Regions from separate parts of the Homo sapiens genome. Here region 2 is linked to region 1. The links are chromatin loops, found by intact Hi-C in ENCODE. Cell type or tissue: CD4-positive, alpha-beta T cell. All regions are shown on one strand. Links, peaks and the distances in the headings refer to the core of each region. The heading gives the core; the rest is flanking DNA.

Region 1 (5,000 bases), core at 1-5,000:
CTAATTACACACTTATGTGTCTAAAGGAACTAGGACAAAGCTATTCATTACTGTGGTAACACAGTAATGACTTTTCTCATGATATCAAGATAAAGCAAATGGTAGTTTTGATCCTCAGGGTACAAAGACTGGAAGAAGACAGCGTTATTAATATATGGAGAACTTGACTGGTTTGAGAGGGATTCAGCAGTAGAGGACTCGGAGATGAGTAAGGGTACAGGCAACAGAGTAGGAAGGACTTGAGTTGATTTTTATTTCCAGCTTCTACTGAGGACAGCTCTTAAGTTCACCGTTTTGACAACTCTGGCAGCTTGCTACAAATTGCCAGTTCCCCGTACAATCCATAGTTGACTCAGGTGAAAAGCTGTTCCATAAAGATAGAACTGTTAATTGTTAGAACCGTGTCCTCCAACAGATAAATAACATGATTTTAAAAGGTAGATCTTGCACTTTGGGAGGCAGGCAGATGGCTTGAACCCAGGAGTTTGAGACCAGCCTGGGCAACATGGCACAACCCTATCTCTACAAAAAATACAAAAATTAACTGGGTGTGGTGGCATGTGCCTGTAATCCCAGCCATTCAGGAAGCTGAGGTGGGAGGATTGAGCCTGGGAGATACAGGCTACAGTGAGTTGCGCCGCTGTACTGCAGCCTGGGCTATGGCACAAATAATAAAAGGTAGATCCTTACTACTAAGGTAGATAACCTAATTGTCTATGTATTATAAAATAATTACATATAACCCTAAAAATTCCACTTAAACTTTTTACTTTAAAGTCAACCTGGCCGGGCACAGTGGCTCACGCCTGTAATCACGGCACTTTAGGAGGCCAAGGTGGGTGGATCACGAGGTCAGGAGTTCGAGATCAGCCTGGCCAACATGGTGAAACCCTGTCTCTACTAAAAATACAAAAAATTAGCCAGGTATGGTGGTGGGCGCCTGTAGTCTCAGCTACTTGAGAGGCTGAGGCAGGATAATCACTTGAACCTGGAAGGCGGAGGTTGCAGTGAGCTGAGATCGTACCACTGGACTCCAGCTTGGGTGACACAGCGAGACTCCGTCTCAAAAACAAACAAAAAAGTCAACCTAAGAGTTGAATAAAAGCTATTAAAGAATAAGTTTACTTAACTATTCCAGTTACCATGAACCGTATTGAAGTGTTACTCATTTATTGTAATCAGAATTATCACTATTTTTACCTGTTATCTTTCCCTGGATACATCTGAGTATATTCAACTCTGTATTTTTTGGCAAAAAGCATGAAGGCATTCATTGGTCTTTTGCACTTATTAGGAGAAGTGGCACTCACAGTCCCTGAGCTGTGGTTTTTGACAGCTTTAGCATACAAAGAATTGGAAGAGAGCTGTGATGATCCAGGTGAGCCACAGTTTTTACTGAATCCAGATCTTGCAAAGTCTTGACCACCAGGTCCTCCACAAGACAAAGATGCACGACGCTGGCGAGCCATACTACTTAACACATAAACTGCAGAAGAATCCATAGGTGTGAAGTCATAGCTATAAAATTAAAAAAAATAATAATATTTTAATTCAATTTTGAATTCTCTGATTTCTAAAAAGCAGGTTAAAAAAAAAAAAAAGAAAACATCTGATTGGAAATTTCAGTGCATTTCCCCCTATATCATGTTACCAACACTAACAACTTTTGCCACTGATAGTTGCTTATAAAATGAAATCTGTATATGTGCTAACTGAAATTAATTTTTTTAAAAAACCTCTGCAGATAATACAAAAGCTTAAAAAAGACTTTGAACCCCCCAAAGGAATGTTATAATCAGCATACTTTATTCATAGCAAGTAACTCCTCCAAATCCTACACAACCCACTTATTCTTACTTTAAATTCATTTCTGGACAAATGTGACAATATGGTTTCTTGGCCTATAGGCACCCAGACCTAGAAAATTAAAATGGAGTGGCAGGCAACATACCAGGCCTAAGGACTACTATAGAAAACAAATGGTTGGGAAAGGCAGTGAAAAGCTGTTAAATGTGGCTAAAGGAACTTAAGGACAGGCCTGGTGGCTCACGCCTGTAATCCCAACAGTTTGGGAGGCCGAGGTGGGTGGATCACCTGAGGTCAGGAGTTTAAGACCAGCCTGGGCAACATGGTGAAACCCCATCTCTACCAAAAATACAAAAATCAGCTAGGCGTGGCAGCACATGCCTGTAATCCCAGCTATTCGGGTGACTGAGGCAGGAGAATCGCTTGAACCAGGGAGGCAGATCACAGCACTGCACTCCAACTGGGCAACAGAGTGAGACTCCGTCTCAAAAAAAATAAAAAACAAATAAAGGAACTTAAAATGCCCAGTAATCTGGGTCATTTGTTTAGGTAAAGAGAGCCATACATACATCAGTCTCCCGAAAGGCCATCCATGACCTATAACATAGCCTAATAACATAAAGTTCATTGTAAAAACCTGCCTTTGTCAGGAAAGGCCACATTTTGTTCTGTATGTTCAGTTTACATAGACATGGAAATAAGCTAAAGAATTCTCTTTTGTTCCAGCATTAACTCTCTTTCTGCCTATAGTACTTTTCTATCTTCTTGGCAGGAAACCTTTTATTCAGCTTCTAATCTGAACCTAGCTCCTACTTCCTTCCCTGAAACAGAAATTCCGGTAATACATCAAAATAGTTTAATATTAGCTACAGGAATACCATCTACCTAAAGGTAAAACATGAGATTACAAAATTCTAAAGATAGATGGAAACAGCCAAAGGAATGAGGGCGGTCCATGCCACTGACTACACACAGTAAATGACTTCTACCACTTATCAAGCACACAATGTCTTTTTTCTGAAAGTATTGCATGAAATAAATGTACTTAAACTATGACTCCAAAATTACCTCATGAATGCTTAGCAATCAGTATTACGTCAGGAAAACAATGTCTGCTTTCTAGGTTTGCAGTTTTTGTAAGATATCTTCAGCCCCTCCCATACATAATTTAGAAAAATAGCAAACTTCAGCACTGACACAAAATTACCCATCTCTACTGATGGAAAATGATTACAATTTAAAATACTAAAAGATACTGGGTAAGCTAATTACTAAAATTTGAAAACTCCACCATCTAGTGGCACAAATATAACTTATCATCTACTTCCATTATGGATACAACTTAAATCAGTTTTAAATATTCAGTCACAAAATTCAATGACTAACATTACTGCAGCAGTAATGACATAGAGTATCTTTAAAAACAGCTTCATCTTTTGCTATACTACCTTAGGTAAGCATTCATTCTCTTCACTAAAGCACCTGTACCCAAATGTGCCTTTCACAGCTCTACTTTGTGTACATGCCATTCCTTAAGCTTAGAATGCCCATTCTCACTTCACTGTCTAATCATTAGTCTTAATGGCAAACTCCACAATAATGTAGTGCCTATTAACCATGTCACATATATTAACTTATTTAATCCTTCCAATATTATCCCCATTCTACAGATTTTTTTAAAGGAGCCACAGAAATATTAATTTACTCAAGCTTCCATAGCAAATCAATTGCAGAGCCAGGATTTGAATCCAGGCAGTCCAGATCGAGCTCATGTTCCTATCAGGCTACACTGCCTCTCAATCAGCGTGTACATCTACTGTATACATTTACTAATCCATTTCCTTCTCTAGATTGGAAGCAAAGAGGTATGGCCATTCTTAACTCATTTTTTAATCAATTCTGAATAACATAATAATGGAAAATTTTAACTGAGTGCAAATTCCAGCTAGTAATATGACCTTGGGCAAGTTAAATAAACCCTGTAGCCTCAGTTTACTTATCTGTAAAATAAATCTATGCTATGCAGTGGTGCCAAAAAGAACAATAAACATAAGACACAGGGCAGAGGCTGGCACAGTGTATTTTGCCATTAGGAGTATCTATTATTGTAGAAGTATCTTAGGTGAGTAGCTAGAGAACTCAAAATTTGGAATCTTTACAAGATATGGGCTTGAATCCTAATTCTGATACTAACTGCCTTTGTTTTGGGCATGTTCCTTAACCTCTCTCAACTTTACTTCTCTCTGTAAAATGAGGATATAATCTACAAATAGGGTAATTAATATTAAATAAATTAACATTATATATATAGTAGGCACTCAAGTTTGTTAAATCATATTACCTGAACAGAAATGTCAACTTCAAAGAGTCAAAACTGACTGTTTTAAACCCGCCTGAGGCCTAGAAGGTTGGCCTCAATTCTCAATGTTTCAGAATGGGCTACTTACAACAGAACCTTGAATTATGTATGAGAGCTCATCAACTGATTGCTGACTTCTGATTCTTCCTGAGCTAGAAACTACTCACATGTCCTCTGTAAACCATGACCCGAGAATTTGCTTGGAGCAGTCCAACTTGGACTTTTTCCTCTTCTTACCTCTTTCTCTTCTTGCCCTCCCCCTAGGCCAGGCATCATCTCCCTTAACCAGTCTAATCCACAATGAAAATAAAGTCACTTTCAGCTTCTCAATTTTTTCCTGGTTTCTCCATGATGATACCACCCATTTCCACTCCTTTGCAGGGTGGGTGCTCCTGCTGTTATATTGAAGTCACTCAACAGTAAAATGAGACCAATGACTAACATCATCTTGGGAGTGATTATTATTCAGTGAGATCAAATGGTAAGAATTTGCTATCTCAGAAAAGCAGGAATTAGGCAGGCAAGTTTTCCCTTTTACTTTAAAAAAGTTTGGTGCTATGTAATAATATGTAAACTTTACATATATTTGTAAGTTATGAAGCATACAAATAAATGAGTGAACCCACAATCCAAATTAAGAATAATATTTCCAGTATCACTAAGTTCCATATTTGCCACCCCAGAAATAACCACTCTCCTGAATGTTAATCATTCTTTTTCAATAATTTTATTATGAAAATATTACTCATAAATACAACATATAAATACTACAGTAGCATTAGTTTTATTAATATCTTTCTTAATATATAAGATACAGTGTTTCATTATGCAGAAA
Region 2 (6,905 bases), core at 1,557-6,556, 550 kb before region 1:
TTCTATCGATTTTATTAGCAAACAAGTTATCCTCTTCTTTAGCCCTAAAATGAGTGATTTAGACACTTTAACATATTCATATTTCATCCTGTCAATTAAAACCACTCCCTGATTAATTACCCAAACAACAGGAGCCATATCGTATTCTCATGTATCCTTTCCTACAATGCATTTATCAATATCAATAAACTTAAGATATATGAAGATGAAAGGGGCTCAATTTCTCTGGCCTAATTAAAAAGTTGATGGCAATCTTCTCAACTCCTACAAAAGAACAGAAAACCAATCAACAGTCTGATGGGAATTCTAGGTAGAATCCAATTACCTAAAGTAAAGCTGAGCAGACAAATATATCCCTCCAAGGAGCCAGGCTTCTCACGACTCTTTTGGCCCTAGAACTGGTAAACAGAGTAGCCAAGCACACAAGTTTTAACTTTACCCACATGACTAAATTACAGCACCTATACACAGACACAGACACACACACACACACACAGAGAGACACATTCACATTAACACACAAACAATGATGCAAGAAGTTTTTGAAGCTGATAGACACTTCAGTGTACTGCTATTTAATTACTGCCAATACGAATGTATAATCCAAAGTCAGGATGCTCTTATAAGTTACACCTGAGTGTTCCTAGGCTCCTATATCACCCATTTACACCTTAGAAAAGCTGGTGTGATCTAAAATTCAAAATAAGGAAACTCAATTAATTTTTCTTTTTTTTTTTTTTTTTTGAGACAGAGTCTCACTCTGTCGCCCAGGTTGGAGTGCAGTGGCGCAATCTCCGCTCACTGCAAGCTCCACCTCCCAGGTTCATGCCATTCTCCTGCCTCGGCCTCCCGAGTAGCTGGGACTACAGGCACCCGCCACCACACCCAGCTAATTTTTTGTATTTTTAGTAGAGACGAGGTTTCACTGTGTTAGCCAGGATGGTCTCAATCTCCTGACCTCATGACCCGCCCGTCTCAGCCTCCCAAAGTGCTGGGAAAACAGGCGTGAGCCACCACACCTGGCAGAAACTCAATTTTTCAAACCAGAAAATTATTGAGATAACAGCCAAGGAAATTAGGAGCACATTATCATTTTTCAGAGTAGTTCCACCTGTACTCCCATCATTAAACTATATATATTTTGATTGATGCCTAGGAAAACAACAATCAAAAACAAACTTATTTTACTCCAAAATCCGAGAGGGAAAGGAGAGAAAAGGATTTTGGCTTTTCTGCATTGTTTGAACTATTAAAGAATTATTTGTACACTAACGTGTTGTTTTAAAAAACTATTTTTTTAAACAAAGCCAAAGCAGGAGTGACCCTAAATTAGAGGTAGTGCAACAGCAGCCCTAGGTTATTACTAACACGATTTCTAACATTTTGACTTGAAATATACTTGTTTAGATGGCAGAGGAACCCTACGATAAAAGAAACCATAACATATGTTGTAACTAAAGCAGTTTGATTCTACAAAATAAATACAGACAAATTGCTGGAATAGAACAGAAAGTCCAGAAATACAAAAAAATACTTTTAATACAGGGGTCCCCAACTCCCAGGCCTTGGACCAGTACCCTTGGCCTGTTAGGAATGCGGCCACACAGCAGGAGGTGAGGGAAGGGCTAGGGAGCATTACCACTTGACCTCTGCCTCCGCCTCCCGTCAGATCAGCAGCCTCATTAGATTCTCATAGGAACGCAAACCCTATTGTGAACCGTGCAAGAGAGGGATCTAGGTTGGTGCTCCTTACAAGAATCTAACTAATGCAACAGTTGCATCCCGAAACCACTCCCCGCACCCTGCCATCACTCTCCACCTGTGGAAAAACTGTCTTCCACGAAACCAGTCCTGGTGCCAAAAAGATTAGGGACTGCTGCTTTAACATATATATGATAACAGTAAAATCCCTATTCAGCAAGGAAAAGAGTTGGGACAATGTTTCGAGGGAAAAAAAAAAAAGCCAGACCCCACCTTTTTTCCCCTTAATAACCATAAATGTTCTAAAGCAGTATCAGTGAACTTTTTCTGTGAAATGCTAAATAGTAAATATTTACGCTTTGTGGACCATATGGTCTCAATCACAATTACTCAACTCTACCATTATAGTGTGAAAGCCCCCATAGATAATACTTAAATGAATGAGCATAGCTGTGTTCCAATAAAATTGTTTATAAAAACAGGGCTACATTTGGCCCACAGACATAGTTTGCTAACCTGTAATCAAGGGTAAGATGGAAAAACTCTTTTATACTGGTGAAATAGGGGAAGGCCTTTCAAATAATGTCACAAAACCCAGAAGTCATAAAAGCAAAGACCGGATATCTGACTATATAGAATCTTCAAGATTCTCTGCAATAACTATAATCCCAGCACTTTGGGAGGCCGATGCGGGCGGATCATGAGGTCAGGAGATCGAGACCATCCTGGCTAACACAGTGAAACCCCGTCTCCACTAAAAATACAAAAATTAGCTGGGCGTGGTGGCGGGCACCTGTAGTCCCAGCTACTCGGGAGGCTGAGGCAGGAGAATGGCATGAACCTGGGAGGCAGAGCTTGCAGTGAGCCGAGATCCCGCCACTGCACTCCAGCCTGGGTGACAGCGCAAGACTCTGTCTCAAAAAAAAAAAGATTCTCTGCAATAAATATTTTGTATACAAAATTCAAAAGACAAATGAAGAATATATACAATATAGGCCAGGCACAGTGGCTCACGCCTGTAATCCCAGCACCTTGGGAGGCTAAGGCAAGAGGACTGTTGAGTCCAGGAGTTCAAAACCAGCCTGGGCAACATAGCAAGACCCCATGACTACAAAAATTAAATATAAAAAATTAGCCAGGCAGGTGGGGTGCACCTGTAGTCCCAGCTCCTCAGGAGACTGAGGTGGAAAGATCACTTGAGCCTGGAATATCAAGCCATGATCCCACCACTGCATTCCAGCCCAGGCAACAGAGTAAGACTCAGTCTCAAAAAAACAAAAACAAACAAACAAACAAACAAAAAAATATATATACACACACGCACATACATAACATATAACAAAAACCCTATTAATTTACAAAGAACTCAGAAGAAAGGATCTAAACAAGAATGGTCAATGCTATGAAAAAATATACACTCTTTCATAATTAAAATAAATTTACATCAAAACAAAAATTTTAAAAGGTTTCTAGTACTCAGTATTGGTGTATGGCAGTAAAAACTAACATACCTTTTTATTATTATTTTTTTAATTCCAAAGCCTTTAAAACTACAAATTTGGATATTTTAAAACTTGACAGATACTGTGGATTTTAGAGTTTGACAAGTACTGTCAAATTGCTCTTAAAAAAAAAAAAAAGGCCAAATCTGTGCAAAGTACAAATTCTACAAAGTATACATACTAAACTGTATGTCCAAGAATATTTGGTGCAATGTTTTTTGTAACAGAAAAAACTGGAAAAACTGTTAAATAAATTATGGTATATCTATAAATACCCAAACCTATTTTTTTAATGAGGTACATCTGTAAGTACTGATAAGAAAAAAATCTCAAATGCATATTACATGAAAAAATGGCAACTACACATAAAAAATTAATACTTTTGTATAAAAAAGTCAACAGGGATTATCTTTGGATAGAAGGATTTTACTTTTAATGTTATGCTTTCTGCAATACTGTTGAGATTACTGAACAATGGGCAGTATTGCTTTCAACAACAAAAGGAACCAAATCAAAAAATATTTATAAAGGAAAATAAAAATACAATGTGCTACAATGAGAAGTCAAACAAGAAGGTTGAAGAATGAATAGAATATGTAAGACAAAAAGAGGTAGCTATAAGATCACACAGACTGTCCGAAGCAATCAGATAAAACAGAAAGAGTGTTGGACCTATTAGTTAAACAAATTACCTTCATCACCAGGTGGAGCCTTTGCAGGCATCCTGTTTATAGTTCTTTGAGTTCGCGGTGCAGGTTTCGCTTTGTTTGCTTGTTTGGAGATGAGCTTTATAGGAATTCGTCTGCGAACATCAAGACCACCCAAGGATCCAGAACTATTAGTGCCTTGTAACTCATTGTCTGTGTTAGGAAAAAAAAGTTGTAATTTCTTTTAGTTTTTCTTTTTAAAGATTATTCTGCCACAGGTATTAAAACACCATACCTAACATTATCAAGGTTAAAGATCTGGGTTCTGATTTTCAATATTACATTAAGTTTAACTGCTAATTTTATTTATTTTGGATCAACACTTAAGGCAATGCTTTTTAACCCCTTTTGAGATACAGAATCCTTTAAGAAATTGATAAAAGTTATAGGACCTCTCCCTAGAAAAGTGAATAAAATTTTTCATATAATTCCAGAGAAGTTTACAGAAACATGAAACCATTAATGAACCCAAGAACCATTGTCTTGAACTACAAGAGAATTTTTTAAAAGAAAAAGAGTAAGAAGGAGAAAAAGAACGAAAACCATCCCTGTCTCCATGTCTGATCATCAAGCATGCAAAGCAGAAAATAAATTTAGTAAACTGAACTTACTAATACTGATGAAGGCAAAATTAAACAATGCGTTTGAAAATGAAGTTAAGAAATGTGATTATTCCTTAAGCGCAAAATAATTATTCTAAAAATCATTCAGAAATATAGTAAAAATCATTATACCATTTAGTAGTAAAAACATGCAATAATGTATTTGTGCTATAACATGTGACTGAGTTCTTAGTCAGCACTGTAATGGAAAATTATAATTTAAGAGGATGCAAAGTTCCTATACTACAACTAGGTCTAAACAAGTGTCACTTTCTAGTCCCTGGAGTCTTTGCTTGTTATTGTCTATAGAATAAATTAATTCTTGTCCCATGAGTAACAGGAGTATTATTTCATAGAACTGACTCCATCTAAAGCTTAAGAGTTACCTTTTTTCAAGTAGATGAAAATATATAATACAGAAAATATTTAACTTGACCTACTAAAGAAGGAAAATGCTTAAAATAGGAAATACAAATAACGTATTTTTTAATTTGTAGTGTTTTAAACATGACAAGTTATTGAACAAGGTTGTATAACTGCCCCTGCAGGAAATATTACAGTCAAGACTGATAGCCAAACCATCCACATTAAATTCAGCAAAGCCAAATTTGGAAGTAGTAAGCTAGTACCAATGGCCTCCAAGGCTACTAGGATTACAGACACACAATAAGTTCACATTCATTTGCACTTTTTCTGAACAAAATACCAAACAAAATTAAAAATGGGTCCATAACGATTATTTTAATCTACTTACTACTCTTATAACAGCTAATCCTAAAACAAAGAGGGGTGGAATTACATGGTTAGCTAGAATCTTGAGTTAGGGTTAACCCAACTTGATCAGCTTTCAACACTTCATTAAATAGACTCACAAGCTGATTAATGTATTTGATCTGTTTTCATTGTAGTTGCTTATGTATGTAAAAGTACTTACAAGCAATGCATTGGCCAAAAGAAATATGAATGACTTTTTTCCTTGCTCAAAAAGTATTCCTGACATTCCAATGAACTAAAAAGCAAGTCGTTGTAGACATATAATCAGTTCAATGCTGTCCCTCAAATATTAAATATTCAAATATCAAAATGGTTTAATCGTTTTACCTTTGTGAATAATGAAAATACCAACACTTCATTACAAGTCCTTTTCACACCATCCTGAACACTTGAGGTCTCTACTGTTGCTTGCATAGTCTACCACTTTCAAGAGCTGGCTGGCCCTTCCCACTCTGCTTCACAGATTCAAGTTCATGAGGTACAGCATTTAATAATGATAACATTCTGGGTTTCTTTGGGACTTTTTTGCTTTTTGTTGTTTTTAAATTAAGAATCAGAGCATAAAGCACTATTTCCTTTTGAATACAGTAACAAATTATAAAGTCCTTAACAACAAAAATTTCTTAGATATTACATAGAAAGTGACTAAGGACTACTGGCCACTTCAGATAAATTCACTTTAAAAAGGCACAACACTTCCATATCATATAGTTTAAAAAAGATTGGGGATTTTTTATCTTGAATAAAAAGAACCAATAAATATTTTACAAAATCTGGGATCTTTTACAAAATCTGGGATACAGTTACAGAAGTGCTAATTCTTAGAATGACCAAAGAATAAATCCAGTGTTAATGGGGAGCCCCTTGGAGTAATTTTTCTGGCAAGATTCTATTAGAACACCTTCATTTTCACATTTGAATGTTTCGGTATGATCATAAAATGGGTCATTTTTGCATAATGTTCAAGGGTTTCATCTGTTTCCCCAAGGACCTCTTAATCCTTTAATATTACAATTATTCTTTTGAGATGCCTATCCTGTCATGATTCTTCAATTATCTAGCTAAGTGGCATTTCCTCATTTGTCAAAGCCTTTGTGATTTAAACAATTATCAAATTCATGTTTACGAATTTCATGAAAACCAGAATCTTCTACAAGGTTTATAATTTTATTTCACAATCAGTGCACAGTATTTGATACTGTCTTCTGATACTAAACATCAAAGAGATTGATTCATTTAAAAAAAATAAAATAGGTAAGAAGCTAGTGTTAAGCAGAAGGGACATCTGAGAGGGAACTAATTTTTTAAGTGGTCAGCTCATTCGTGAGTATTTTCATGTTAAGATGAGTTTTACTTCCTTAGGCAATCTCTAAACTTCAAGAATTAAGATAATAAACACTCTTTACACTCACCCCTATTATGATTTCCTAACATAATAGCCTCTAAACTATGGCAGGAACTTGACTCATAATTCCAGTAGTGGGCTCAAATAAGAATTACTTTCCTAAAGTTGAATGTTTGCTATTCTAACATCAAAATCCCAGTTTCAACTCTATAAATTCCCAAACACTGGAATTCTTTACAGCCTCGTTCTAGGCCGGCTTCTCCTCTGAACACAC

The links. A loop is a pair of places that touch in the nucleus more often than their neighbours do. Peaks named below come from ENCODE experiments on the same cell type or tissue, not always from the same donor. Only the 100,000 strongest peaks of a DNase experiment are listed, where the experiment ranks them.
Region 2: a loop joins it to region 1, with 2.3 times the contacts of the local background. A loop is called at or near these places in 3 of 110 quality-filtered maps.

What each region holds. Positions count from the first base shown.
Region 1 is chr7:107,192,352-107,197,351 of GRCh38, reverse strand. HBP1 (HMG-box transcription factor 1) reads right to left here. Exons shown (of 11, transcript NM_012257.4): 9 at 1,201-1,518. Among named protein-coding and RNA genes, the nearest start is that of HBP1, 26 kb to the right of the region's middle. In CD4-positive, alpha-beta T cell, for the core only: no CTCF peak of the experiment used is centred there; no DNase peak of the experiment used is centred there.
Region 2 is chr7:107,746,038-107,752,942 of GRCh38, reverse strand. CBLL1 (Cbl proto-oncogene like 1) reads right to left here. Exons shown (of 6, transcript NM_024814.4): 2 at 3,896-4,063. Among named protein-coding and RNA genes, the nearest start is that of CBLL1-AS1, 4.9 kb to the right of the region's middle. In CD4-positive, alpha-beta T cell, for the core only: no CTCF peak of the experiment used is centred there; a DNase peak (open chromatin) is centred at 3,932; H3K4me3 peaks cover 574 bases.